Linked DNA regions of Homo sapiens: region 2 is linked to region 1. Evidence: read pairs that join two places in POLR2A ChIA-PET (ENCODE). Cell type or tissue: OCI-LY7. All regions are shown on one strand.

What was found. ChIA-PET counts read pairs that join two places held together with the same protein. Peaks named below come from ENCODE experiments on the same cell type or tissue, not always from the same donor. Only the 100,000 strongest peaks of a DNase experiment are listed, where the experiment ranks them.
Region 2: POLR2A ChIA-PET joins it to region 1 with 5 read pairs; 1 of 35 experiments calls an interaction of 5 or more read pairs at or near these places.

What each region holds. Positions count from the first base shown.
Region 1 is chr2:64,744,174-64,746,673 of GRCh38, reverse strand. No RefSeq gene overlaps it. Among named protein-coding and RNA genes, the nearest start is that of SERTAD2, 92 kb to the right of the region's middle. RefSeq lists a silencer at 894-973. In OCI-LY7, no CTCF peak of the experiment used is centred here; a DNase peak (open chromatin) is centred at 953; H3K4me3 peaks cover 1,347 bases; H3K27ac peaks cover 1,450 bases.
Region 2 is chr2:65,385,632-65,388,131 of GRCh38, reverse strand. The region is part of intron 1 of SPRED2 (sprouty related EVH1 domain containing 2); the gene reads left to right. Among named protein-coding and RNA genes, the nearest start is that of SPRED2, 46 kb to the left of the region's middle. RefSeq lists an enhancer at 1-388. In OCI-LY7, CTCF peaks have their summits at 726 and 927 (motif pointing right); no DNase peak of the experiment used is centred here; H3K4me3 peaks cover 58 bases; H3K27ac peaks cover 1,736 bases.

The DNA of each region.
Region 1 (2,500 bases):
AATAAAACACACTCTAAACTTTACCATACGCTTAATATGGTTACTCAATTGGGGAATATATTTTTCAAAATAAGCAAAGTTCATGGGGCCTACCGCCTGCCTCATTTATAGAATCATTCTATTTTACTTGTCAATAAAATCCAGTCTAATTACTGAGCCCTCTGAAGTTATAAAAAGCCAGAATTATCTTTCATTAGAGATCCTTGGTAATAAAATCTGAATACTAATCTACTCAGAATTGTTACAGTGTTCCATCACATTGTTAAAACTTTTCAAACACATATATGAAATATCTATTACAATGTGGGCAATTTTGTGTATATAAATCTTCGTTTAACCAAATCATCAGTTACCCAGTTCAGTTGAATATATTACATTTTCATTGGCTAAAATAATTAATTTAGAAAACTTGCCCTTTTTTGTTTTGATACATTTAAAGCAGCTAATCTACAGTGAAACTTTAAAAAATAATAATTTATAAGCACTTAGAACCTATGCTTAAGTGTTTGGTTGCAAGATCGAAAGTCTATTTTTCACTTGACACATTTTAGCGTGCCATTTATTCTATAGGTCACACCTCTTTCTTTCTTTCAGCTTTTTTTTTTGTGAGGACATTTGGGTATTTATTAGTGTTTTACAGACATATACAATTTCCGCAGGTTTTTTTTTTAAACAATGTTTGTTGTGTACAATTATTTGGAAAGAAGAGCAAGGAAGGGTAGAAATAACCTTTGAGGCTTGCGATTTCTATCCTTGTCTTCTAACATTAGGAACATGGATAACTATCTATACACTTTGTCAGTAATCAAAAGGAGAAGAAAATAACGTATGCATTATCTTATGGCATAAACTCAGAATTAAGGTCCATGAAGTTCTATACTGAGTGATGCTACTGATTGGCATGTGACCTTGAGCATTACACTTAACCTTTACCACTCTCCATGAGTGAAGGCAGTTACCCTCTGCTCACTCACAGAGGAAGTTGTAGGGGTCAGTTGTAAGTGCTTTTTAAAAGCATTTGAGAAGGACACAATGCAAGCAAATACAAAGTAAACATTAGCATTTATAAATGAATATTTGTTCATCATTATTTAAAAATTGTGACCTTTCAGATTTTTTACCTAATGGGCATTTTTCCTTTTAATTTTATATGTGAAGAGACTTCTTACTAGTATGTTCACAAAAATATATATATGGTACCTTTTAAAGAAGCAATGAACTTTGGTTTAGCTGAATGGGGTTTTAAATGTTGTAACACTGAGATTTTGGTACATCCTGGGTTATAACAGATGTTGATATTTTTGAGAACAAACTTCAGGTATCTTGAGAGTTAATACATTTTATTAAGTTAAAGTTTATAAAACTTATATTTGCATTGCAGGAAAACATGTTCAGACTTAGATTCCATTAGCAGTGTATTTAAATAGAAAAATTAATCATATTATTTACTTTTAAATTTCGAAAGGATTACTTGGCTGTAGGACCCATCTTGTTTTATTTTATATTTTTATTTTTTTGAGAAGAATGGAATCCCTGGAAAGGACCCTTCTTTATACTAACTTTTTTTTTTTTTTACCTTGAATGCAGTGAAATATGCATTATTTCAAAATATAGTGGCTTGGAGGATTTAATTTATTTCAGCTAATTTTGTATTTAGGAAAGCTAGGGAAGGCCTGTGTGGAAAGGCTGCGTTTTAAGAAACTGTGTCCCTAACAATGAGTTAGGAATTATTAAAATTTAAAAGTCAATGTATATAATTAGCATTATATACATTCCTTTGAATTCAGTTTTATGTCTCTGTGATTATTAGCAGAATTGTCACAACCTCATGATGTTACTCACTTTTTTAAGCGAAAATGAAATTCTAGTTTACTCAGAATAACAACTATTAAAACAAATAAGGCATGTAAAGAAATATTTCTTCTAACTGACTTTAAGAAGAGTGAATAGTGATCCTCAAATGTGAGGTTTCTAAGCAGAAAGCAACTTTAAAAAACATATTGTCCTTACTGTTCAGTAGCCAACCCACTGAAACTTAGAATGATCAGTTTTCTTTTTGAATTTAAAGTTCACATTGATGTTTATAATGTGTCGTGTGTTGGTATGTATAACTCTTTGGTATTGAATATTGACCTTTAACATATTAAATAAAATGATCAAACTAGTCTACCTTTTATTTAAATTTCATCTGTTTTTCACACCCTTCTTTTTATTCTTACATTGTATTTCAGTTTTCTTAATATTTCCACGTTTGTCTTTTCTTTTTATGCAGCATCTTCATTTTACTCTATCCTGTCTGCCTCCCAAGAATCATAGGAATTCTTTTTCCTTGATCATAGCAGGTTTTTTTTTTTGTTAGCTCCCTTTGCATTTGCCTCTATATAAGGTATGGAGTAGGAGTTTTTATTTAAACCTAAGACCAAGTTATAGCTTGTGTGAGGTGGTAACAAGGGAAAACTGTAACATATTTATTATTTACTGATTTTCTATTAATCTATTT
Region 2 (2,500 bases), 640 kb before region 1:
AGCTGCATGGCTGCATCGTGGTGGTTTTTAGAAATTCGTTCTCCGCTGGGCGTGGTGGCTCATGCCTGTAATCCCAGCACTTTGGGAGGCCGAGGCAGATCACTTGAGGTCAGGAGTTCGAGACCAACCTGGCCAACATGGTGAAACCCTGTCTCTACTGAAAATACAAAAATTAGCCAGACATGGTGGTGCACATGTGTAATCCCAGCTACTTGGGAGGCGGAGGCAGGAGAATCGCTTGAATGTGGGAGGCGGAGAATGCAGTGAACTGAGATCATGCCACTGCACTCCAGCCTGGGCAACAGAGCCAAACTCTCAAAAAAAAAAAGAAAAAGAAAAGAATTTGCTTTCCCTAGGTTTTCAGTGTGTATACATTTCCTTTCATATACATGTATATATATTATATGTTTATGGTAAATCGGCATTTTTAGTTTCATAGTCTTTAGATCTAAATTGGAAATGCATTTATATATTTAAATTTTTAAATTTGTTTTAACCAAACTCTATAGTATCTTCACTCTGGAGTTAGTATGCACACAAATACCTAACCTTTCCAATGTAGGCCCTAGTTACTTCCAAAATAATTTAGAAGTGTTTACAGATATGTTTTGACGATTTTGCTATGATTTTTCATTTATTGGTATCAGAATTGAATATATTTAGCTGTTGCTCTCTGCTAAGTAAACTGAGACCTAGGTGTGCTTACCATTGTTTTCTGTGAAAACCAGCTGATCCGTGTTACAAATGACTGTTTTAGCTATGGAAACAAGACACCTCTGTGAATATGATTCCTTGTGTGGTGGGCATCACTAGAGAGCAATGACTGTATTCCCTAAAGAGAAAGTGCGAGAGCGGCAGTACAGACCAAGGCAGAGGTGGCTGAGGAGATTGTTCCGGTCAGCAATGTAGAATTCCTGCCCCTGTGTTCTGTGACCCCAACAGAGGGAGCCAGCACCCACTGTGCACCTCCCACACAGCCCACACTGCACAAGGCATTTAGACAGTGCCTTAAATTCACTCCATCAATACTGTGAGAGCCCCACTGGCTTCCCCTTTGGGGTTTTAGACATTTAGGGTATTCACTGAATACTTTACGTTGAAGTGTTTTTCTATAACATTAGAACCAGGTTCAACTTAAAAAAAAAAAAAAAGCTCTTAGCCATATGTAGAAAACTGTTCATCCGTGTGAGTTCTAGGTGAAGTATGGTGGGAAAGCTGGGTCTCTAAAGCAGACATTCTTATTTTTTGTTTTGTTGTTTTTTTAAATTATACTTTAAGTTTTAGGGTACATGTGCACAACGTGCAGGTTTGTTACAAAAGTAGACGTTATTTTTAAAAGATGCTTTTATGCCCAAGACTTCTGAAACACAGAGTGCTCTGAATATACAGAATGACAGCTGAAGAGCCCAAACCTGAAATTTCCTTCCTTATATAGATAGTCCGAGCTTTACTTGATCTCTCTTCCTCTATAAAAATGGAAGCCATACTGTAAGGATGAAGATGATGTATATTTGTCAAATTCATGATTGCATTATGAGCTTACTAAGTTTGCAGCACTGTTCTGGGTGTTGCATAATCAGAAGTGACCTTACATTCTTAAGGGGGAGATACACAATATGCATAGAAGCATGTAAACAAAAAGAGTACAGATGGTACCAATGCCATGAGAGGTACGATAGAGAGGACGTGACCTGGCCCTTACCTAGTGAATACTTGTCTCCATAATTGTTAGCTGCTGCTACTACTATTGTGGTTGCTGAATGCCCTGCTGGGGTAAGAAGGTCCCTTGATTAAATCTAGTGAAGACCTTCTGATACCAGTGCTTTCTTTTTTTTTTTTTTTTTTTGAGACAGAGTCTCACTCTTGTCGCCCAGGCTGGAGTGCAATGGCGCGATCTCGGCTCCCTGCAACCTCCATCTCCCGGGTTCAAGCGATTCTCCTGCCTCAGCCTCCCGAGTAGCTAGGATTATAGGCACCCGCTACCACGCCCAGCTAATTTTTGTATCTTTAGTAGAGATGAGGTTTCACCCTGTTGGCCAGGCTGGTCTCAAACTCCTGACCTCAGGCGATCCTCCCGCCCCCGCTTCCCAAAGTGCTGGGATTACAGGCGTGAGCCACCGCACCCGACCAGTCCTGTGCTTTCTGATACAATATCATCCCCCTTCTTTGCCTCACCATCTCCCATGGGCATGATCAGTTAACAATTGCTGGAAAAATCAACTTTACCTGAACATTTAGGAAGCTATTTGGGATGTCCAGTGTTTTTCTTCCTCTTGAAAAACACTAACGCAGGTCTGCATTTATTAGGGGAGTGGGGATCATCATCTGTCTCTTCTGCCGCTTTGCTCTAAAGGAACTCAAGAGCCCATAAGCATTTTCCCTGAAAAGGTCATCATTTCCAAAGAAATGAGAGCTCATTTAAAGTTTCTAGGTATGAAAATCCTAGGTTCTTGCCCTTCTCCTTCCACTTCTTGGTGGCAGTGGGTAGGGAATCAAACAT